5 separate regions of the Homo sapiens genome follow, and all the other regions are linked to region 1. Evidence: chromatin loops called from intact Hi-C (ENCODE). Cell type or tissue: endothelial cell of umbilical vein. All regions are shown on one strand.

The links. Peaks named below come from ENCODE experiments on the same cell type or tissue, not always from the same donor. Only the 100,000 strongest peaks of a DNase experiment are listed, where the experiment ranks them.
Region 2: a loop joins it to region 1, with 11 times the contacts of the local background. A loop is called at or near these places in 25 of 110 quality-filtered maps.
Region 3: a loop joins it to region 1, with 17 times the contacts of the local background. A loop is called at or near these places in 74 of 110 quality-filtered maps.
Region 4: a loop joins it to region 1, with 8 times the contacts of the local background. A loop is called at or near these places in 10 of 110 quality-filtered maps.
Region 5: it touches region 1 in a loop (14-fold over the local background); 80 of 110 quality-filtered maps call a loop at or near these places.

The regions. Positions count from the first base shown.
Region 1 is chr4:112,325,698-112,330,697 of GRCh38, reverse strand. The region is part of intron 2 of ALPK1 (alpha kinase 1); the gene reads right to left. Among named protein-coding and RNA genes, the nearest start is that of ALPK1, 31 kb to the right of the region's middle. In endothelial cell of umbilical vein, no CTCF peak of the experiment used is centred here; a DNase peak (open chromatin) is centred at 2,627.
Region 2 is chr4:112,763,391-112,768,390 of GRCh38, reverse strand. It overlaps a transcript of ANK2 not described here. Among named protein-coding and RNA genes, the nearest start is that of MIR302CHG, 120 kb to the right of the region's middle. In endothelial cell of umbilical vein, a CTCF peak has its summit at 2,586 (motif pointing right); no DNase peak of the experiment used is centred here.
Region 3 is chr4:112,602,531-112,607,530 of GRCh38, reverse strand. ZGRF1 (zinc finger GRF-type containing 1) reads left to right here. Exons shown (of 28, transcript NM_018392.5): 9 at 1,440-1,523; 10 at 3,834-4,007. Among named protein-coding and RNA genes, the nearest start is that of ZGRF1, 32 kb to the left of the region's middle. In endothelial cell of umbilical vein, a CTCF peak has its summit at 2,757 (motif pointing right); a DNase peak (open chromatin) is centred at 2,750.
Region 4 is chr4:112,936,445-112,941,444 of GRCh38, reverse strand. It overlaps a transcript of ANK2 not described here. Among named protein-coding and RNA genes, the nearest start is that of ANK2-AS1, 110 kb to the left of the region's middle. In endothelial cell of umbilical vein, a CTCF peak has its summit at 2,774 (motif pointing right); no DNase peak of the experiment used is centred here.
Region 5 is chr4:112,521,562-112,526,561 of GRCh38, reverse strand. It overlaps NEUROG2-AS1 (NEUROG2 and ZGRF1 antisense RNA 1), which reads right to left. Exons shown (of 4, transcript NR_161159.1): 2 at 1,253-1,383. Among named protein-coding and RNA genes, the nearest start is that of NEUROG2, 7.9 kb to the right of the region's middle. RefSeq lists silencers at 2,399-2,618, 3,269-3,388 and enhancers at 4,540-5,000, 4,188-5,000. In endothelial cell of umbilical vein, CTCF peaks have their summits at 2,496 (motif pointing right) and 3,408 (motif pointing left); a DNase peak (open chromatin) is centred at 3,281; H3K4me3 peaks cover 1,015 bases; H3K27me3 peaks cover 3,531 bases.

The sequences.
Region 1 (5,000 bases):
AAGGCATGGGTACTGGTATAGAGAAAATAGTATATGCTCTGAATCAACAACCAATATATGGTCTTGTTTCACCCAAGGACAGGCCACATGGGTCCAGGAATCAAAGGGAAGAAGCAGGAGTGGAACCTCTCACATCACTGGGAGTACTAGATTTAGTAGATTATAACTCTAGCCTTTTAACCAGTTGCGAAAACAAGGACCGTAGCCAATATTCATATTTCCCTCTTTGGGTGGTAGTGCATATGTTCATACCTTAACCCATTTCCTTTTTCCCCTCTCCCTGTTGTGTATTAATTTATACAGGCTACACTGGTGGTGATTACCTTTATAGCTTAGGCTGTAAATGACATGTAGGTACTTTTATAAAACTGTTGCCAAATGTCTCCTTTCTCTTATTTAAGTGTCCATGCAATAAATTCTTCTTGGAATTAAGTTCCAAAAATAAGTCTGCATTTACAGAGGAACTTATACACACCCCTTTACTAACTAATGAAAGATGTACAAATCCAGCTTGTTCCTCTTTTGACTTGGTTGTCTGGAAGCTCAGAACTTTCTGTAAGCTCTACTTTATGATTCATTCAACACAGGTTTCCAGGACCCAAGCTGCTCTCTTCATTTATTCTAAATGGTTTCTAATCAGCGTTTTTCAATTTAACTTTTGCTTACATTGGATTTTGGTACATTTTAGTAGTGCATGTCACTTCAATTCCTTTTCATATGTACTTAAGTAAATACGTAAGTAAGTAAATAAACTGCGCCTTTAGTGAAGTAGTTTGTGGCTTCCCCTTAGCAACTCTGTCACACAGTAGCCTGTTCATTCGACCAGTATTTATTGAGTACTTACCATGTACAGACATGACAGGCCTATACCCCTCCCACCCTTGTGTGTGTCTTCATGTCCTTGACCATTGCTGTGATTTCACGTCAGATGGCCCATTGTCAACCTCATGAGCAGTGCCATGGGGTAATGGATTCCTGCTCTTATTTGGACTGTCTTCCAGAGCCTATTTCTGATTGTTCCTCACTCCCATCCCCTAAAGTCTGCCTTCTACTAATGGGTGCCTTTAAATCCAAATCAACCCTTAGATAACATCTTATAATTTCTGAATTCTCTGATAACTTTTATACTTTCATATTTTAGGTTAACTGGAACCTCATGGCTTTTACAAGCTACCCCAAAACCAAAATGGCCTCATCCTGAGAGCCAAGGGCTTTCTTTGTTTTGAAATAAAGAAGTGAAATACGTGGGTCTGGGCAGGGGTAATGTTCTCAGTGAACACAAACATTGTAGTTTCTAGAAAGACGTGTTCTTCACTGGTAACAGTGAACTAGCATTTCAGTTATAAGTCAGTCTCTTCAGAGTTTGATTGGTAAAAATAAATGGATTGGACTATACACAATCTACTCAGCTTTTCTCTTTTTCTATTGTTTAGGAATAATGTTTGTCTAATATGGGTACAATTCTCCGTAAGTGCTTGGATTATTTTCCTCTTTTTCTCCCCTAAACTGATTTTTCCTCCTTCCTGCCTTCTTGTTCTTCCCAAGCATGTATATTTATTCTTTCATTCATTCAACATTTTCATAGGTACCTACTATATGCCAGTGCTTCACAATGTGAAGGGTAAAGGGATGAAAACGGCACAGTTTCTGGACTCTAGAAGCACACATTTGTGGGGAGGCCAATGTGTAGAAAATGATTACAGCCTTGTGATAAATGACGGAGCAGAGGCACTGTGGAAGCCTAGTGACGTCCCTTCACCTGACCCACAAGCTGCGAGGCTCTCTGGGGATAATGACCCTGCTTTATAATGTAGTACAAGGTCATCAATCTATCATGTTGGGTGGGATGTTGGGCTGTTTCACAGCTGAAAGAATCAACAAAACATCCCAGGCCACTGCATGAGCAGGCACAGTTTTGGAAGTCACACTAATTTTCCCACAAATCCACATATATGCAATTGTGACCCGGGACAGTAAAACTAGTCCTCCAAAGTAGAATTTTAAGGAAAAAAGATTCATATTTCTCATGTAAGGCATAGAGATTACACAAAAGTATTAAAGAGCTTTCTTAGGAGTCCTGAATGCCCAGTGTGGCACTCCAGAAGTCTCTGTCAGCCAGTGAAATGATGTCAATAAAGGATGGTAATTGGTCCCTAAAGGATTGCCTTGGACAGTGTGAAGAACAAATACTCAACAATGGCAACAAGCAGCAAGGGAGAGTATAACTATTTATCTAAATCAAAAGATGTGGATACTTTGGACATGTAGGATGTAGTCAGATAATTAAGTAGTGTTACGTATGCATTTCTGTACCCTGCCAAGAGACTTCCAGGAAAGCTATTTACCTTCCCCATTTGATACTTCTTGCTCTTGTATCAGTGACTAGCAGCCAGTGCGAACAGAGCCAAAACGTTTCTACCAGCAGCTAATGCAGTCTAGTCCCACAACAGTGGGCATGACCGCGAGTGGGCTCTTGCCCACAGACAGAAGGAACCTGGTGTGTCAGCTAAGAATCTTTGGGCCTGTGGTCATAAAGAGAACTTATTAATGTATCGACTTTACTAAGTCCTGTCATCAACAAAACAAAAACCACTGCTTTCTTTTTTAGTCATTGCTTAATATTCCCCCTATCCAAGTTCGCCATCTACAGGTCATATCATTTACAAATTGCTTTTAAGGTCTTCAGAAGATTGTATATGAGAATTCACGTGTGCCTCCTATTCAGGGAGTTGATACTACTAATTCTTGATTGATGCCACAACTGATGACTATTACTGCGTAACTACTGTCTTGTTAGATATTGACTGCACTCTTCTTTTACATTACCACTCAGGGATTGAGGGTTAAAAGGTAATAGTGAAAAAGAGCTATTAAGTATATGTTTTAGTGCCATATTTCTTAACTTGTTAGAAAAATTCACTCTTTTTTGTTAACATAAAAGTATCACACTTTTGGCTGGGCCTGGTGGCTCACAGCTGTAATCCCAGTGCTTTGGGAGGCCAAGGCAGGAGGATCACCTGATGCCAGGAATTCGAGACCAGCCTAGACAACATTGTTTGTAGAGACCCCATCTCTACAAAAAAAATTTTTAAAAATTATCAGGGCTCGGTTGTGCACGCCTGTAGTCCTGGCTAGTCCAGAGGCTGAGGTCGGGGGGATCCCTTAAGCCTAGGAGTTCAAGGTTATAGTGAGCTATGATAACACTGCCACACTCTAGCCTGGGTGACAGAGTGAATGAAACCCTGTCTCTTCAAAAATCAAAACAGAAAACACTTTTCACTAATGTTTTTATTACAAAAGCACTAACAATCCTAACAGTACCCACCATTTACTGAACACTTAGCTTGCTATCAACTTACATATGTTTATTACTTATGCCAAATTTATGAAGTCTTGTTATTCTCATTTTGTGGATGAGAAATCTGAGGCTACAAGAGGTGATGCAGTTTATTAAAGATCACAGAGCTTGTCAGTAAGTTGCAGAGTTGGTGTTGGAATGCAGATCTGTCTCCCTTCAAACCTGCACTGTGAACAAATTCACCACACTGTCTCTGAATATTTTATTTTTCTATATTTCAAACCTAGAATGACTGTCTATGGCTTTTCAACTACCCTCTCCCCCTCACTTTGAAATATACTCTCCTGGGCAGGGGCCGTCTCCCTACTGCTTCACTGAGTAGGAAAGAATGACCCTTCTTGATCTACTGCACAGTGACTGAGGGTACAGGCAGAAATGCAGAGAAGCCTCCTGCACCACCACGTTAGTCCAGCAGCATTCCAGAAGTCCAAGGTGAAACTGTAACCCACTCTTCCTCTTCCTGGAGCTTAACTTGGCAAATGCCTCCTGATCAGACCTCTATTCATTTGGAGTCCTCCCTATGGGCTCTAAATGAATCCCTGTTCAATCAACAATGCCTAGATTTACGTACACATAGGGGCTAAGGCCTGCTCTGCAAAAGCATCCTCAAGTTGGAGTTCTGTCACATTTTTCTTCGGAGGTTGCTTTTTAAGAAGACCATTAGGAAATTAAAGACACCCAAACTAGTTTTGGCATAAAGGGGAATGTATTGATGGACATGAGGATGGGAAATGCAGACAGTCCTCATGTGGGATTAGAACAAGGAAATGGAAAGCTGTTAGTGGAAGCCTGCCTCCCTTTCTTTCTCTCTCTCCACAGTATGATTTATTCATTCCATTAAGACTTGAATGCCTACTATGTGTCAGGCACCATGCTAGGTAGGTGGGGCAAGAGTACCTACAGATGTAAATGAAACAGAAAAAGTCTGCTTCATTTCTCTCTGTAGACCATCTTTATCTGACCTATTTATGATGGCTTTGCATGACCCCTCGACTCAAGCATTTAACAGAAACTAACTCAGTTGCAGCGTCCTTAGTTTAAAGATAAAATCTTAGCACAACGCATGGCTTGTTCCTTCCAGCATTTAATCAGGTGTACAGCAAAGGGGCTTGTAGCAGGGAGGTTTGCATGGACAATCTCAAGTCAAGGAAAAATAAATTATGTAAAAATGGGATGTTGGGAAGGAAAAACTGACTGGTGAAAGAAATGATGATCATCTCTACTGCAAAGACTTTCAAAGATAAAGGGATGATGGTTTCCATAAACTTGAGGAAAGGGGAAAGAGCCCTAGGAAGGCCAGGCACTCATGCTGAGGTAGGAAAGGCTTTGATGGCTCAGCCAGAGACACCAGTTTGAGTGTGAGGGGAGGCTTTGAGTAAGGCACTGCTCGCTCACACAGCCTCTCACTCAGGGCCTTAGGGAAGCCTGGGTGAAATCCTTTGGGAGGGTAGAAGGGACAGAAGAGAAGAGGGGAATTATGAATCTTAAAACAAGGCCTTCCCTGGAGTGCCTGAAAAATTCATGGTTGCTTAAAAACTCAAATCATTTAAGGTTGCCTGAAACATTTGTGAACCCTGGAGGCAATCAATCTCCAATTATGAGAGCAGCAGATGGAGAGCAGTGATACTACAGCAGTGGCTCA
Region 2 (5,000 bases), 440 kb before region 1:
TCCCAGCTACTTGGGAGGCTGAGATGGGAAGATCTCTTGAGCCCAGGAGACAGAGGTTGTAGTGAGCCAAGATAGTGCCACTGCACTCCAGCCTGGGTGACAGAGTGAGACCTTATCTCAAAAAAATGAAAAAGACAATTCCAAGAAAGAAAGCATGAACAATAGTACCAAATGCTTCTGAGTTCAGTTGGGATGAGGACTGAAATGTATTTGACTATTGATTATGGAGTAATATCAATGTAAACATAAAGGACAATATATAAAGTGAAACACCCCCTCATGCCCACATGACCTTTCCTGTTAAACAACAGCCACTCAACAAATCTTGCATATCAACTTCGTCTTCCTATATTTCTTCTTCTTTTCCCTCTCCCTGTCTCCTTCTCCCTTTGTTTTCTCCTTCACCTGCCTTTCTAGCCATACTCTCTTCTTCCTCTGATTTTTTCCAGTAAAAGGCAGAGGGAGGTATTTCAGACTTGGGAGAGGATGAGAGAGATGGGAAAAGGTATCTCTGTAACAAGAATATTTGATTGCCTGAATCAGAAATCCCAGCCTTTTTGAGGCAATTAAGTCCTTTTTAAGTTAAAAAATGAGTTTCTCTTGGTATCTGCTAAATAACAGTGGCCAAAAATACTATTAATAGACATTTAATTTTTAACAACAGCAGCTACATACTCATAACATATATTCAGAGAGATAACATTGTCTATAAATATTATTTCCTGCTGCCCATTCACTTTCCCCATAGGCAAAGCCTAGCGGGCCTAGGGTACTGTCTGCACCATGTTTTATTATTTATTTATTTATTTATTTATTTATTTATTGAGACAGGGTCTCGCTCTGACACCCAGTGCCAGGCTGGAGTGCAGTGACACAATCTCAGCTCACTGCAACCTTGATCTCCTGCATTCAAGCGATTCTCCTGCTTCAGCCTCCCGAGTAGCTGGGACTACAGACACATGCCACCACACCCGGCTAATGTTTGTATTTTTAGTAGAGACGGGGTTTCACCATGTTGCCCAGGCTGGTCTCGAACTCCTGACCTCAAGTGATTTGCCCACCTCAGCCTCCCAAAGTTCTAGGATTACAAGCGTGAGCCACCGCGACTGGCAGAACATACTGTCTGCCCCTCATTTTAGAAGTCAGATTAAATTTAGCATTTTGATACATACTATCTTGAATTGCTCTGCAATTATTTTACTAGGAATTTGATAACAAAAGTAGGCCTTAAGAAATACCTGTGGAATTTAATTAAAGGATTCAGTTTTGTTTGGAATATCCCTTAGTTTCTAGTTTTGTGGTAAGAAAGAGATGATGCTTTACATCATAAGATATTCAAAATATATGAGCAATACTGTAAAATTACATTAAAATTACATTGCATAATTATACTTTTAAAATCTGTGCCTAGCACAGGTGACAGTGACTGAATGGATACTTTTGTGATATTTTGTAGAGTGATGGTTTGTACAGTGGAAATGTGTGTGGTTTGTTTCCTGCTCAGCATCCATTCCCTCTTCTGATAAAGGCATCTGGATCAGGTGGGCTAACTCAATTCCTGTCTTGGGTGAGGGAAAAGACACAATCCAGCCTGACCCACCAATGTACCCCATCTCATCAGGGCACAATGATTGGTTTAGAGACGCACAGATGTTGCAAATAACTCCGGTAAGATTAAAGTATGGGTTTAAACTGTTGAGTAAAGAGAATTATCTTTTCTGCTGGGCTTGAGGGTAGAGGGATATAAGCCTTGAGCTGCTGGGCGCCACCTTGAGGAGAAAGCCTTTCAGAAAGTGAAGTCAATACCCAGAGTAGAAAGTCAAAAAATTAAAGGAGATTAAGTATAGATAATACCACTTGACCCTCAGGATCCAGCAATTTCTGAAGGCAGATACCCCTGGACTTTTCAATTACATAATCCAGTATAAGCTGAATTTTTCTCACTTGTAATTAAAGGATTTCTAACAAAATAGTTAACTTTTGTGAATTTTTTTTTCTGGCAAAATAGTCTGCTTTACAAAAGTCAAATTTCAAAATGCATTCATTTATGCAACAAATTTTTTTTTTTTTTGAGACAGAGTCTTGCTCTGTGGCCAGGCTGGAGTGCAGTGGTGCGATCTCGGCTCACTGCAACCTCCGCCTCCCAGGTTCAAGCCTCAGCCTCCCAAGTAGCTGGGACTACAGGCGTGCACCACCACGCCCGGCTAATTTTTGTATTTTTAATAGAGATGGGGTTTCACCATATTGGCCAGGCTGGTCTCGAACTCCTGACCTCGGATCTGCCCACCTCAGCCTCCCAAAGTGCTGGAATTACAGGCATGAACCACTGTGCCCAGCTGCAACAAATATTTATTAAGCATCTACTACGTGCTGGTGTATCACATTGTGTCAGTCATGCTGAGAGTAAGTTAACTAGGATCGACTACATAGTGTTCCCAACCTAGGCACTATTAGCATTTTAGGTAAGATAATTCTTAGTTGTTGAGGATGATTCCAAGTGTGGCCTCTGGTCAATATATGCCAGTACAGCCCCCAGTCACTGTCACTGTGACAAACGAAAAATGTCACAAATTTTCAGAAGTTCCTCTAGGTGGCAGTACTATGCTGATGTAGAACAGTGAAGTTGGGGGAAAGACAGACCCTGACAACACAGAGTTAGGAATTTTAGAGCTCTCAGACATATACTATCTAAAAGACATGTCAGAAGTCCTGAACGGAAAAAAAAAAAAAAGCGGGGGAGGGGGGAGTTGTTCCAGAACACAGTGGTATGTAGTATTATAAGGTAAAAGGCAAGCAAGGGTTTTAATGAACTTAGAAGAGCTAAGTGAGTAGAAAGAAATCTTATAAAATATCACATGATTAAGGACAAACAAACAGAATGCTTGAGGCCACCTATAGCCAGAAGTGAGCTAAAACAAGCTAACAGTGAAATAGAGCTTTGATCCTACAAATTCAAAAGGGGACGTTCTGCAGGCAATTGGTTCTCCCTCTCAACAAGGCAAGGTCAAGGAAAGGTCATAAAAAAAGGGATGAGGAAGAGAACTGTTCAGATTAAAGAGGCCTAAGCAAACAACCAAAAGCAATGTGTGGACTTTACTTATATCCTGATTTGAACAATTTAGCTGTAAAGACATTCTAGGGACAATTGCGGATGTTTAAACACAGACTAGATCTTAGATGATATTAAGAAATTGTCACTTTTCTTTGATGTAGTTACATAGAAAAATGTTCATGTTTTTTGAGAGGTATATTCAGCATGAACAATTATGTCAAGCTGCTTAATATCTCAGTACCTCAATTTCATCAGTAGAGATAACAATTACTTCATACATTGTTGAGAAGATTGAGTTAATATTTATAAAGTGCTTAAAAGAATACCTAGCATTGCCGGGCACGGTGGCTCACGCCTGTAATCCCAGCACTTTGGGAGGCCAAGGTGGGTGGATCACCTGAGGTCAGGAGTTCAAGACCAGCCTGACCAACATGGAGAAACTCCGTCTCTACTAAAAATACAAAATTAGCCAGGGTGGTGGCACATGCCTGTAATCCCAGCTACTCGGGAGGCTGAGGCAGGAGAATCGCTTGAACCCCGGAGGTGGAGGTTGTGGTGAGCTGAGATCGTACCATTGCACTCCAGCCTGGGCAAAAAGAATGAAACTCCGTCTCAAAAAAAAAAAAAAAAAGATAACTTTTCAAGGAGACCAGTTACAAAATACAAAGGAAAGGCAATAAATAATACAAAGAAATTGGACCAGGTACGGTGGCTCACACCTGTAATCCCAGCACTTTGGGAGGCCGAGGCCGAGGTGGGTAGATCACCTGAGGTCAGAAGTTCAAGACCAGCCTGGTCAACATGGTGAAACCCCATCTCTACTAAATATACAAAAATTAGCCAGGCTTGGTGGCGGGCACCTATAATCCCAGCTACTTGGGAGGCTGAGGCAGGAGAATCATTTGAACCCAGGAGGCAGAGGTTGCAATGAGCCGAGATCGGGCCATTGCGTTCCAGCCTGGACAACAAGAACGAAACTTCTTCTCAAAAAAAAAATACAGAGAGCATCAGAACAGAAAGATAGATTAGCGAATAGAAAAGAGATCAATGGGACGAAAAAATGGTGGAAGGAAAAATAATCATGAAAGCCAGAGGGGGCCGGGCGCAGTGGCTCATGCCTATAATCTCAACACTTTAGGAGGCCGATGCAGGCGGATCACAAGGTCAGGAGTTCAAGACCAGCCTGGCCAAGATGGTGAAACCCCGTCTCTACTAAAAATACAAAAAAATTAGCCTGGCATGGTGGCGGGCCCCTGCAATCCCAGCTACTAAGGAGGCTGAGGCAGAGAATTGCTTGAACCAGGGAGGCGGAGGTTGCAGTGAGCCAAGATGGCACCACTGCACTCCAGCCTGGACGACAGAGCCAGACTCCCTCTCAAAACAAAAAGCCAGAAAGAACATATGTGGGAATTATGTTAAACTTTAAGTGTGAGAGAGATGTGAGTGAGAGATCCAAGGAGAGATATAGGACAACCAGGAGGTACCATTCCCCAAATAAGCCAATGAAAATGCTACATATGGTCGGGCACGGTAGCTCACGCCTGTAATCCCAGCACTTTGGGAGGCCGAGGCGGGCGGATCACGAGGTCAGGAGATCAAGACCACAGTGAAACCCCGTCTCTACTAAAAATACAAAAAAATTAGTCGGGCCCCGTGGCGGGCGCCTGTAGTCCCAGCTACTACAGAGGTTGAGGCAGGAGAATGGCTGAACCCGGGAGGTGGAGCTTGCAGTGAGCCGAGATCGCCCCACTGCACTCCAGCCTGGGCAACAGAGCGAGACTCCGACTAGGGGAAAAGAAAAAAAAAAGGCCAGGCGCTGTGGCTCACGCTTATAATCCCAGCACTTTGGGAGGCCGAGGCAGGCAGATCACGAGGTCAGGAGATCGAGACCATCCTGGCTAACACGGTGAAACCCCGTATCTACTAAAAGAAATACAAAAAAATTATC
Region 3 (5,000 bases), 280 kb before region 1:
AAAGTATAATTAACTACATATTGCAAAAGAGCTATTCTTGCGAGAAGGTAGTATGCGAATTAATTTTGAAAACTGTATATTAGAAAATTGTAATTCTGGCTTGGCACAGTGGCTCACACGGGTAATCCCAACACTTTGGGAAGCCAAGACAGGGGTATCATTTGAGGCCAGGAGTTTGAGATCAGTGTGGGCAATACAGTGAGACTCCAACTCTAAAAAAAATTTTTTTAAATAAAAATAATTAGGTGGCATGGTGGCACATGCTTGTAGTCCCAGTTACTCAAGAGGTTGAAGCAGGAGGATTACTTGATCCCAGAGGTCAAGGCTTCAGTGAACAACGATTGCGCCACTGCACTCCAGCCTGGGTGACAGAGCAAGACCCTGTCTCTTAAAAAAAAAAGAAAAAATTCTAATTCTAAAATATAGGTTGAATATTTTTAAGAGCTACTTGGTTGGCAGTTGTGCTTATATATAAGTGTTATTAAAGGAAAGTGACCATTATTTGAAGAAATATACTACTTTATCTCTGGTCTGTTGGGGAAGTGTTTTTTCTTCATATTTGTTAAACATTTAAACAATTACTTTTGTAGTTGAATTCATTTTCTGTGTCTATCCAAGTCATATGAAAAATTATGGTTATTTTGTATATTACTTGATGAACTAAAAATGACTTGTTGCTGTTGTCAGTATCGTGTTTTGTGATTGCTAGGAGATGATTCATTCTTCAAATAGTCAATTACACTTTTTCAATTTTTCTTCCTTTCATTTCTTACTAATTTTAAAATAGATGATCTGCATTAACATAGTATTAGGTTTGACAGGTGATTTATTATGTACCTGGCATTTTTTTCTTTTTCTATTTTTTTTTTTTTTGAGACGGAGTTTTGCTTTGTTGGCCAGGCTGGAGTGCAATGGCGTGATCTCAGCTCACCACAATCTCTGCCTCCAGGGTTCAAGCAATTCTGCCTCAGCCTCCTGAGTAGCTGGGATTACAGGCATGTGCCACCACGCCAGGCTAATTTTGTATTTTTAGTAGAGATGGGGTTCCTCCATGGTGGTCAGGCTGGTCTCGAACTCCTGACCTGAGGTGATCTGCCTGCCTCGTCCTCCCAAAGTGCTGGGATTACAGGCGTAAGCCACTGCACCCAGTTATACCTGGCATTTTTTTCTAGTGTTCAAAGATTTAATTAAAAATTTAGAATCAGAATTTTCTAATGTGCTAAGTTTTCAAATTAATTAGCATAGTGACTTACCTGCTAAAGTACCCCTTTGCCAGGGAGAGCTAGCTTGTATGTGTGTGTAGACAGAAGCAAGATAGAGATGGCAAGTGTGTTTTCACAGGGCAAACTTAAGTTTTGCAATTATTTTTCCATCAAAATCATGAATCACCTGTGAAACTATTCTAGCTAACTAGATAACTTATTCATATTTTATCCTAGTTCTCTTCCTCGGGAAGTAAAGAAGAGACTGCTTTTCAAGCTGTTATTCCTAAACAAATAGAGAGAAAAACCTGTGACCCTAAGGTAAAATTTGTGAAGAACATCGATTTATTTAACCAACTACATTTTCTTTTCTGTTTAAAACAAAAAAACAAAAAAACAAGTATCAGAGTTTTCACAGGCAGAAGGTTAGTAGCATAATAAATAAGTCTGGTTTTAAGAACAAGAAAAACTATTTAATGACTCCTGCCCCCCTTTTTGGTCTTAAACTTTCTCTATACTACTAATGAGCTAATAATAACAGTGTTTACATTATCCTTCCGTACATAGGATACTCTAGGGGTTGGACACAAAGCCATGTAGAGTAAAATTAATGAATACTCTGTGGGGAACAAAATGAGTATCTTTATACCCTTTAACTTATTATAGTCTATTCTGCCACTTATACTTCTGAGTATATAGAAGTATACGTAACCAACATCTAAGTAGTGCTACCTATTCTATATCAAAAATTAACAAAGACAACAGCATAAAAATGGATGGGTTTTGTAAATAGCAGTTCTACTCCTAAAACCCAACACACCTCTGGAAGAGATCTACATGGCAGCATAGAAGGCAAGGTACCTATTTTGGCCAGGCATGGTGACTCATGCCTGTAATCCCAGTACTTTGGGAGGCCAAGGCGGGTGGATCACTTGAGGCCAGGAGTTCGAGACCAGCCTGGTCAACATGGCAAAACCCCGTTTCTACTAAAAATACAAAAACTAGCTGGGTGTGGTGGTACACACCTGTAGTCCCAGCTACTCTGGAGGCTGAGGCATGAGAATCACTTGAACCTGGGAGGTGGAGGTTGCAGCGAGCCAACATTGTGCCACTGCACTCCAGCCTGGGTGACAGAACGAAACTCTGTCTCAAAAAAAAAAAAGTGGGGGAGGTAATGTACCTGTTTCCTTGTGGGGAGTATACATTACCCATCAGACAAAGCAGAAGCAGAAATATACAGAATCTTTAACAGTTGAGACTCATTTTTATTGCAATGTTTATTTTTAAATTCAGAAGAATATTTTCCACCAAAGTCCTATTAAAGGGGCATTTAAATTAGATTTTTCTTTCAAATGTGTGATTTACAGTTCTTCATTTTTGAATAAGAGTATATTCAAATTATATATTACTGTCATTTTGTTAGTTAAAAATGAATTAATCCTTTACCTACATTCCTTTGACTCTGTTACAGTCTTATTTTTCCACATTTTGGGTAAGCTTTACTTTGTATGGAGTAAAAAATCCTAGAACCCTCCAGGGGGCAGCAGAGAAAGCCATTTGAAGCCTGAAAACAGACTGAGTGAAAGAGCCTGTCTAAGGAACATGTCTACATTGGAATCACACTCTTAGGCTTTTGCTCTCAGAGCAGTAGGATATCACATCTTTCTACTGAGAGGCAGAGAGTCCACCACCCATCCTGCAGTTGAGCCTGATATTTTACAAAACCCCTAAGTAAAGAGAAATGCTGTTTGCATTCTTTCTCATTGTTCCCTTTCTGTTACTGGCTGTTTATTTATTGCTTCCTGTATACCAAGTACTGTGTGGTACCTAGATGAAGCAAAACATCTCTGCTCACAAGGGGCTTACAGTACAATTAGTACAGAAATAAGGAAAAACTTCATTGAAGTATGAAGTTGTGAGTCTATAATATATAGTATTGTATGTAATGCATAGTTGTATAATATATAGTGGAAGCATTGAGAAGCAACTAAATATTTCTGGTTTAATTAGCTATTATTATTATACTCATCTTTATGCTTGTAATAAAATTATACTTATTCATTTGTTTCCCCCTCATTGGCTATAAATCATACTTTTTTTTTTTTGAGATGGAATCTCTCTATGTCACCCAGGCTGGAGTGCAGTGGCGTGATCTCAGCTCACTGCAACCTCCAACTCCTTGGTTCAAGCAATTCTCCGGCCTCAGCCTCCCGAGTAGCTGAGATTACAGGCGTGCACCACCACGCCTGGCTAATTTTTTATATTTTTAGTAGAGATGGGGTTTCACCATGTTGGTCAGGCTGATCTTGAACTCCTGACCTCAAGTGATCCACCCACCTTGGCCTCCCAAAGTGCAGGAATTACAGATGTGAGCCACCATGCCCAGCCTAAATCATACTTTTTAATGTTGAACTTAAATGTAGTTAAATCGATGCACTTTGAATTTGTTACCCATAACGTATGTTTTAGGATAATAGGAGAATTTCCCGGTTTTCAGCATTAGTTCCTGGTATTTACAATAGTTCCTGTAATAAAAAGCTGAATTATGTATTGTATTCTGTGTGTTTACTTTGTGAATATATATGTCAACATATAGTTATGCAGTTCTTATTTTTAATAATTTACCTGTAGCCTGTTGAGTTTCAAGGACATCAAGTAAAAGGATCAGCTACTAGTGGTGTAATGGTCAGAGGACACAGCTCACAGCTAGGATGCAGTCAGTTTCCAGATAGCACTGAGTATGAAAACTTTATGACAGAGACACCAGAGTTACCTAGCACGTGTATGCAGATTGACTTCTTGCAGGTAAAAATATTTTTATAGTTGCATTTTGCCAAATCATTTTCTTTATGTTAATACTACATTTTGTGAAAATAGTATAGTTGTTTATACAGTTATAAGTTAAAAAGGAGTACAGTAAATTGACAAGAAGCATAATATCTCAAAACTAAATAACAAAAGTATTTTACTTGAAAGATGTATTACTTTTTTAACATTGGGAGTTTAACAGATTACTTTTCACTTCAGAGAAGACTATAAATTCATGACAAAAGCAAACAGGTACATTACACAAAGAAAATACTCACCTGTTTAACATCTAATAGATTTTTTTTCTTCTGATATTTCCCTTCTCTCTTTAAATATGACACTGAGTACCTCTAGTTGCTACCAAAGGCAGATTTCTGGGGATGAAAATAGAGGTCATGAGGTTAGAATGATAAGCATGTATTTGAAACAGTGTTCATCAAAGAGATTTTTTTTTAAATTTCCCTTTTTGTCAAAGCATAATACATATGAGAAGAAATAAAGAAAAAAAAGCATAATACATATATGAAATAAGTAAATCATCACAAAGCATACTCATATAACCTCCACCTTTAACAAATAGAGCATTCTCAGCATCTCAGAAGCTCTCCTTCTGCCCCTTTTCAATCACTACCCTTTTCACTTTTCCCTAAGATATCCACTGTCTTGACTTATAACCATCTATTAGTTTTGCTTTTAAAACTTTATATAAATAGAATCATACACAGTGTATTCTTTGTGTCTGCCCTCTTTTGTTTAATATTGCAATTCTGAAATTCATTTATGTTGTTGCCTGTGGCTATAATTTATTCATTTTAATTGCTGGTGTAGTATTCTGTTGCATAAATATATCCCAATTTATCCATTCTTCAGATGTTTGTGTTATTTGTGTTAAGGGACTATTACAGATACTGCTGCTGTGAACATTCAAGTACCATCATGAACATGTACATATACACACATGCGTGACATACTTATGTTGGTTATATTACC
Region 4 (5,000 bases), 610 kb before region 1:
TGTATATATACAAAAAATATATCTTTTTAACTAATTAGGTTCATATAGTTCATACTCTTTTTAATATGTATATTATATATAATATATTTAATATATAACTTTTTATATGTAGTATATTTATATATCTTTTATAAATACATAAATTTATATATCTTTATATATATACCTATATATCTTTTCTGTATCTTTTATGAAAAGATATATAAATCTTTTTAACCGAATTAGGTTCATATAGTTAAATGTTCTTTTTTAATATCCTTTTTTAGGCAACAAAATAACATGAACATTTTCTCATATTAACTATTCTTCTACCCATATGATTTTAATAGAGTACAGTATAAAGGAAGAATATGAACATCTTAAAGGTGCATTTAGTAACTTTTATGCTAAAGTAGCCAAACTCTTCTCACAATTTTTCAGTGTGTTTTCTCAACTTTAAAAATGCCAGAATCTTATCAACAACCTCATGAGGAACTTGAAAGTATTTGTCCCTTTCTCCCATAGATGTTAAGTTTTTAATAGAAATGTGAGCATTAGCGGCTGTGATTCAGAACATAAATAAATCATACTCTTTGACACGAGAATCCCTGTTCGGCTGTGCTTTCATCAAGAGAAAATAGATGCCTCAGGAACAAATCAATGAGCTTTAAGCTGCCTCAACTAAAAATTATATTTTTTCATGCAAAAAAGAGTTTACAGATTTGCAATAGATTCCTTCACTTTGGGTCTTTTTGTTTAAAAATGTAAATACTGAGCTAGCATTGTAGTTATGGTTCAGAGGTTTGTATGCTAAATAAAATCCTACAGCAGTTATTCAACAGCATGATACTGATGGCTACTCTAATTTTCTACACAATGCCTCTGGCATTTGAGAGAGTCTGAAAAATGCTAATAACATCACTTCTCATTATAACCAAGTACAGCAGTGAAAGTGATCTCATGTCTGTAATTTTTTAAAAATAATTAGATCTTCTCTGTGTGTGTTCAGATAGAGCCAAATTTTTTAATGTCACTAGCTCCTTTTATTGTGTGTCCCTAGGTAGAATTTGTCCCACAAATGTTCTAAGTTAATTAGGTGATTTCTACAGTTCCTAGCACAGTTTTAGGCTTATAAGAGTATTTAAGAACGGCTTCTCAAATTAATACGTATCTGACTTTCCTTTACCATTTTCTTAATAGCAAAATTAAGAAATTAAGCCAAAATTGGCCTACTAGGCAAATAAATATTTGATATGAAAGTAAAATGCCTGTAATTGTGTTTTTCTTGTTTGCTGTAGTGATTGCAGCAAATTACTAAGGCAATGGAAACGCGAGATGACATGGTGGAAGTTTATGACCTAGTAAAACTGTCAACCAACATACTGGGAATCTGTGTGAATAATTTATATACAAATACAAATTTATTATAAAACTAACTTAAACAACTGACAAAGCTAAAATAAGAACTGTCATTTAAATATAATCAAAGGGATACCAAATGGTATTTTTCATTCAAAAAAGACTGACATTTTTGTTAATAACTGAAAGCATATTATGATCGTTGAAACAACTCTAAGTTTTACATCAAATTTTGTTCTTTAGAATAATAGGTATAATTTGTATAGTTGCTACTTATAGTAATAGCTCATAAACAGGCAAACACCTAAGAAGTCTCAGGAAGAACACATGGAAAGATAACCTTGGTGGCTTCCAGGAAGGGCATTGGGTAGCTGGAAGACAGATATAAGGAGGGAGATTTTTCACAGTATGCCTTTTTGCAATTCTTGAATTATGAGTCATTTTAATGAATGTCCAACTTTAAAATAAAATTGTATTTTTAAAGAATGAACTGGCCGGGCATGGTGGCTTAAGCCTGTAATCCCAGCACTTTGGGAGGCTGAGGCAGGAGGATCACCTGAGGTCAGGAGGTTGAGACCAGCCTGGCCAACATGGCGAAACCCTGTCTCTACTAAAAATACAAAAAAAAAATTAGCCAGGCATGGTGGCACACGCCTGTAATCCCAGCTACTTGGGAGGCTGAGACAGGAGAATCGCTTGAACAAGGGAGGCGGAGGCTGCAGCGAGCCGAGATCACACCACTGCACTCCAGCCTGGGCAACAAGAGTGAAACTCCGTCTCAAAATAAATAAATAAAAATAAAGAAAGAAAGAATGAACTATTCCCTGATACTTTTTAAAATTTGTAGTTTCTTCTAAATTTGACTTCACTAATATGTCTATTAGCTTTCTCATTTCTAAGAGGCAAGCAAACTTAACAAAATAGCCATGAAAATATTTCCATAAACCATTACAATTTTAAAATAAAATATTTGTTTTAAGTTTCACACAATATTAGCATACTAACTTTACAATAGTAGCTAGGGTACAAAACTATAACGCACAAAAAAGAAAACCAACTCTGACAAACTTGTTTTCATATATGAATTATAAAAAAATTTCCAGTGAAAGGAAAAATGTAAATAATCTTTTTATTTTAAATATAAGAAATCAACTTTCACATTAATTCACTGAGTTCCTGCTATGTGGCAGGTACTGTTCTAGATTCTGGAGACACAGTAGTCAACAGAACAGAAAAATTTTTACCTTCATGGAGTTTACATCCTAGGGTAACATTTCAGTGATGAGCTGTTAAAAGGGTACTAGAGACTCTAAAGTGGTAAACAGACCCATGTCTTAAATCTCCCCTTTCTTCATTCTCTATTTATTTCAGCATTCTTCATTTATATCTTCAAGCCTCCTCTAAATCTTTTCTTATCTCTGCTATCTAGAAGTAATCCACTAGGTGGCAATGTCTGATTGAGCCGAATAAAAATTTACTTAGCTTGCCTCCACTGGAATGCATTCTTTTTGTTTGCTTTAATTTTGCCATTACTTGATTTTTGGGATGACCAAAATACAGCTTAAAATATATCATTTTGGGGAAAACAAAAAATATACAGAAAGATTAGATAAAAGTAGATTGCTGGAACATACCACCTTCTCTCATAAGACAGTTCAGGCATGATCTTAATCATACCCCAACACATATAGCGGTAGATAGATTCCTCACCATGAATGAACAGAACTCCTGAAAAGAAATAGTACAGAATGATGGAAAAAAGAAGTCTGGAGAAGGAATCTAGAGATGTGTGTTCAAGTCCTAGCTTTAGTTCACCTTTAATCCACTTAAGATGAGTCACCAGGGGTAACTCACCAAATCACCATGAACCTCAGTTTCTCGTTAGAAAAACATAGAGTAATACATCTTTACTCACCTGAGAGGGTCTTATAAAGATGAAATGATTTAAACTCTGTGAAAGTGCTATTGTGGACACATGTAGTCACATGATTCTAACATGACATTTTGGTTAAGAGAAAATGCATGGTTTGGGGGATTATGAATATAGTAAATAGTATTTTTCAACTTATTTTTTTAACTTTGTGCCCACTATGTATAATAAACTGTTCCAAGTGTTTTAAAATATTCATTCATACTCATAACAACACTATGAGTTAGATTCTATTATTATTTTCATTCACAGCTGGGGAAACTGTTATAAAAAGATGGAATAACTTGCCCAAGGCCACTAAGACAGCTAATAAGTTGCAGAGGCCATCTTTTCTAAGGACCACCTCAATTCTATAAGCCATATCCATTACATGAGCTATTTGAGGGTCTCTTGTACCACTGAAAACATCATAGCCAATAGACCTTCAGGGTAGGCTAGGCCTAAAGAATAGGAATTTCTTCAGAGCATAACAATAATGAATGTAACTGCTTCAGGCAAGGAAACCAAACTAATCAGACCGAAAAATGTCCAAGTCAAAAAAGGTAATAAGGCCGGGCGCGGTGGCTCACGCCTGTAATATCAGCACTTTGGGAGGCCGAGGCGGGTGGATCACCTGAGGTCAGGAGTTGGAGACCAGCCTGGCCAACATGGCGAAACCCAGTCTCTACTAAAAACACAAAAATTATCTGGAGGTGGTGGCAGGTGCCTGTAATCCCAGCTACTCAGGAGGCTGAAGCATGAGAATCACTTGAACCCAGGAGGCAGAGGGTTGCAGTGAGCCAAGATCGCACCACTGTACTCCAGCCTGGTGGAGAAAGCAAGACTGTGTCTCAAAAAAAAAAAAAAAAGACAATAATTGTGGTTTTACAAAGAAATTCTATACTCACATATCTTGAGTACTTTTATAGCCGCTTCCATATAGAGCCTGCCATCCAAAAGGTAAGTCATGGAAGGTGAGATTTTTGTCACCCATCACTAATTTACCCATCCTTCGATCCCCTGCTAGGATACTTGTAAGCTTTCAGAACCAAATTCAGATCTATTTGTTGGACAAAAATTTTAAAAGTGCTTAAAAACTATAAGTAGGCCAGGCGTGATGGCTCATGTCTATGATTCCAGCACTTTGGGAGGCAGAGGCGGGAGGATTGCTTGAGTTCAGTCCAAGACCAGCCTGAGCAACACAGTAAGACCTTGTCTCTGCTAAAAATAAAAACTAAAAAAATTAGCCAGGCACGATGGTGCATGCCTGTAGTCCCAACTTCTTGGGAGGCCGAAGTGGAGAATCACTTGAGCCCCGGAGATTGAGGCTGCAATGAGCTATGATCACGCCACTGCACTACAGCCTGGGCAACAGAGTGAGACCTTGTCTCAAAAAACAAACAAACAAAAAAAAAATTATAAATAAACTTTATTGGTATAGTAGTTTGGAACATGATCTGTGTAGATTATTGACCTCCATCTTGGTGAAATAGGAATAGTAATAGTACCTCATAAGTTTGCAAGACTAAAACGAGTTTAAAAATGGATAATGCTGGCCGGGCGTGGTGGCTCACGCCTGTAATCCCAGCACTTTGGGAAGCCGAGGCAGGCAGATTACGAGGTCTGGAGTTCGAGACCAGCCTGATCCACATGGTAAAACCCTATCTCTACTAAAAATACAAAAATTAGCCAGGTGTGGTGGCACGCGCCTGTAATCCCAGCTACTCAGGAGGCTGAGGCAGGAGGATCGCTT
Region 5 (5,000 bases), 200 kb before region 1:
AATATTGACATAGAGTTTTATTTTTTATTTCTAGTCTATTTTGTTTTTACAAAATTTCTTAGTAGACTTTTACCATATAGCCTTAGAAAGGTATCTTGATTTTTCTGTACATTATTGTATTGTGAGATTAATCTTTTTCTTCCTTCAAGAGAAAATGAAGCCTCAAATCCTCAAAAATAAAAACCCTGGAGAAAAAGAGAATTTGCTGAGAAGAATGCCATTATCCTCTTGCAAATCCTTTCCTTTCTCTTATTCTCAGTCCTGCTGTCTCATGCACCCAACAATAATACAACATAGTTTCAGCGTGGTGACTGGTGCTATAAAAATGCAGTTAAATAGAAACCCACAGTTGTGTCCTTCAGGATAAAGATGGCTTCTGTCACAGAGAAAGCCAAAAGCCTAACAACATAGGAAAGCAAAACTCAGAATCAAGTATTTTCTGAATCCTGATTATTTTTAAAACAGTAGCCATAGATGCTATATTTCCAAGCACAAAATGAAAAAGGAAAGTTTTTAATTATGGCTGAGGGCAGGTCAAGAAGAAACACATTTAAGAAAGATTAGACACAAAGAATTTCCCGCTGGCAAGTGTTATTAAATAAAGGAATGTATTACTTTGAGACTTTTTTTTTTTTTTTTTAATCTGGCTGGGCACAGAGGATCATGCCTGTAATCCCAGCACTTTGGGAAGCTGAAGCAGACAGATCACTTGAGCCCAAGAGTTCGAGTCCAGCCTGGACAACATGGTGAAACCCCGTCTCTACTAAAAATACAAAAATTAGCAGGGTGTGGTGGTGCTGTCTGTAGTTACAGCTACTCTGGAGGCTGAGGTGGGAGAATCGCTTGAACCTGGAAGGAGGAAGTTGCATTGAGTGGGATGATGCCACTGCACTCCAGCCTGGGTGACAGAGCAAGACCCTGTCTCAAAAAACAAAAACAAACAAACAAAAAAAATCAAGTATTTCTTTAGAAATCCACCAGAACCCTATGATGAGGTCTCATCTCTCTGAAAAGTTATGTGATCCAGCATTGAGGAGCTTTCCTTTCTCTGTCCAGCCCCAGGAATTTTGATTTAACAAGAATACTGAAATTGCAATGTATGTTCCTCTTCTCTACAACAGTGTTTCCATTGATAGTTCAAGAATGAGTTTTAAACGTTTGTCTTAAAATTACAGTATCCCATGTCAGTGCAAATGGCTCAACTCCTGGGGCCTTAATTTTAACTGTGGATGAGTTCTACGATATAACTTACCCCACTTCAGACATCTCTGAACTGAAATTTCCTTCCAATGTTTGACAGAGACTACAAAAGAAAAGGCATTCTCCAGAAGGCTGGCATTTTAAAAAATAACAACTTCTGATTATGAATGTTCCAGTATTTACCTAGAAAACACAGAGATAAAAACTTAACTTACCACTACTCAATGGAAAAAAAACCACTATGAATATATTTTTCACTCTAGGATGTATGAGCTTATATGTCTGTCCAATCATTTAGATACAAATATCTATAAACTGGGGTCATACTAAACATTATGAGATTAAAAAATTAAATATCCATCAGAAATATAATTTTAATGTCTGCATGACATTTTGTTATTGTAGCAATTATATGTAAATACATTTACTACCAAAATTTTGTAGTAAACTATTGTATAATGTATTATTAGTCTCTACTGTTGATAAATGTGGGCAACTTAAATTCGTTCCAATTAACAGGTAAAGTGGTAAAATGGTAAGTCCTTAAGTTACCTTAGATCCTTGGGAAAGCACAGTAATTTGTTGACGAAGTTAAGGACAAGTAAAGTCAAGTGGGAAACAGATGAAAATGGCGAGCGGAAATAGAAGTTTGGGTGTCTGGACCCATGAACTAAGGCCTAAGGCAAATGATGCTGAACGCCTCTCTGTCCCCGCCCAACGTTTTACACTCGGGACATCTAGCTAAAAATGAACATCAAATACCAATTCGGATGATAATTAAAATGTACTGGGGGAACGACAAGCAGTCTGGAGAATGAATCTGAACGTGGCTCTGGGTGCGTAAAGAAAACATCTGTACAGACATGATATAATACACAAAGTCTGTACCCACTCAGTGCATCTGAGTCCTTTTGAGCCTGGAGACCAAGTCCTTTTCCCCAGCCTATTGGGTCTTGGCGTCACTTCTAGCTGATTTGCTAAATCCTCAAAACAAAAGAAAACGAAACCCGTGGGGCTTAAATCCGGTTGTTCTTAAACTTGGCAACTATCAGAACCCTAGGGGAGGTGTTTTGTGTTTGTTTCTTTCGGCTTTTGAAACTGCAGGTGAGGACGTGGCTGGGCACTGTGCGTTTGTAACCTGAGCCGCAGGTGAAGCTTCCCAGAGGGCGTCCCCGGACCGACCTCGAGGAGACCCCAAATCCACTGTCCCCCGGTGGCCGGCTGTCTTGGGAGCTCCCCCGCGGCCCCGAAGCCCCGCGGTGCTCTCAGGATACCCCCTCGACCTCCGTGCCCCACCAGGGGGCGCCCCGACTTCGCAGCGCGCCCGCCGTGAATCGGCTGCCCTCGGGCGGGCCCGGCCCTCCAGGACCAGAGCGCGTCCTGAAAACGCTCAGGTGCGGCAGGAAGGGAGTGTAACCCCGAGAGGGGCAGCAGGCTGTAGGGGGCGCCTCCTGCACACCTGTCAGCGCTCCGGCTCCCTCGGACACCGCTCTCGCAAAAGATCTTGTTTTGTGTTTTGTTTTAAAAGTCTTCTCCGCCCCCATACTGCTTGAAGGCGTAAATGAGGGAGGGGTGGGAGGGGTGGAAGGGGGAAACGGAGAAAAGAGACGCTGGCGGACTGAATACCTTCTTTAAATTACTGCTGACACCTCGGTTCCAGGCCCCTAAAATCTCAATCAACAATCTATTAGAACTCAACAGGAGTAAAACTAAATCCTCGTTTAAGTGTATTTATCCGATCTCCTTTCTCTCTTTCAAATGCTAAATCCATTTCAGCATATGCCCCCTTCTTTCTCTCGCCTTTCTCTCAAGATTGGCAGCCCATACCACTCTTGTAAATATGAAAGATGCTAATCATATGACATATCACGTCTCCGTCGGAGCCGGAATAAAGCCTTCAGATTTGGGATCATTGCCTCCAGACAACAGCTTCATCAGCCGGAAAGTTGGTTTTTTTTCTCCTTTCCTTCAACCCTCAATCCCTTCTTTGTCTGGAGGAAAATGCAGCCGACTCGAGCCACCCAGGCCATATGGTTCACTCTGTATTTTCTTAGTTGAATTCTGAATTGTTTCTGTGACTTGCGAAGTTTTTTTGGAAGTGCGTGTAAAGACATAGAAGAACTACTTGCGCAGGGAGCGCTGCCCGGGCGCACCGCGGCCGCCCCCTCCCGGCCTGGAGACCCGGCCCTGGCTCCTCCGCCGAGAGCTGTACTAGCAACTGCGTTATCGCAGGGTCGTTTCTACCAGGCAGGCCACAGCTGTCTGGTTCGCGCCTGGTGCTAACGCTGCGCCTCGCTAGGCGCCTGGCACTCGGTAGGCGCTCGAGAAATACTTCGGGGGGAAAGAAAGAATGGATAAATCAGCAATAAGTGTCAACCCCCAATGTTTTAGATTCTAAAGTATATCTTTAGATCCCTGAAAATAAACCATACCCCCGTCTCCCAACACTATTGCATTACACAGTTTTATTGTTACATACACGTATCCTTTTCTGATATATAAAACAATTTTTTTCTGTAGACACGGTCTCACTCTATTGCCCAGGCTGGAGTGCAGTGGTGCGATCTCGTCTCATTGCAACCTCCCGTTTCCGGGCTCAAGTGATTCTCCCACCTCAGCCTCCCGAGTAGCTGGGATTACAGGCACGTACCACCAAGCCTGGCTAATTTTTTTTTTTTTTTTTTTTTTTTGAGACACAGATTTGCCCTGTTGCCTAGGCTGGTCTCAAACTCCTGAGCTCAAGCGATCTCGGCCTCCCAACGCGCTGGGATTACAGGCATGAGCCACCGCGTGCCCGACCACTAAAACGATTTTTAATACCTTTTGAATGTAAGCTCTGTGGGGGTAGGAATGTGCGTCTTGTGCGTCGGTGTTTCCTGGGCCTAGTACAGTGTTTGACATACACTGGGTGTTCATTAAGTGTAGTTTGAATGTAGGAAGGAGAAATGATTCAATGAATCAATTAAAGTAATAAACTGATATCCTTTTCCCAAAAGGTACAGATTAAGGAAGAGTCTCTGCTAAAGATTCGAACTTATTTACCTCAACATCACCCTTTTAATTTGTATCAGCAACAATAAACGATACATTTATTTCCAGAAGAGAATTAAGTTTTGTTTTGTTTGTTTTGGGTATTTTTTTTTCCTTAGTGGGGAAAGGAGAGGGAAAATCAGCTTTCAAGATCTTTATCCATTTCTCAAAGTTCTGTGTTTTCCAGGTTAGGGACGGTCCCTGCGAGGGAGCAGGCTGCCAAATTTCCTTTCTCTCTGTCTAACTCCTTACACAAATCCCAAAGGGCCCTTTCACCAAATCATTAAATTCTACAGAGGTGGTCAAGCTCGCACTGCTTTTCATGAAACGCAGAAAGAAAAGGGTCCTTGAAGTTTAGAAGATGCCCAAGGAAAACTCCTTGAATGACATCAAAAGAATGAGTTTCCATAGCTGTTGAAGCACGAGGGCAGTGTATCCGCACAAAGGGGGATCGGGGCACTGGGACGGGCCCACCGCTCTGTCCCAGGACAATTGGGTCACTGAAATAGGGAATTAATTACCATTGGAGAGTGGGCAGCCCATTCACCACTGGCTGAGTTTTATTAAACGCCAATATAAATAACAAAACAACTCTTGTGGCTGCACTATTCCTACACGCCAAAGGAAGGATTATGCTGGGGATTAACATCTTAAAGTCTATGAGACTTTCTGACTCAAGGCTCGGAGCTGGTAATCGTGTTTGTCTCCTGGTTCAGCGATTAGTGCTCTCTTTCTTGCACTTTCCCCTGGATAGCCAATGTCCCTTTTTG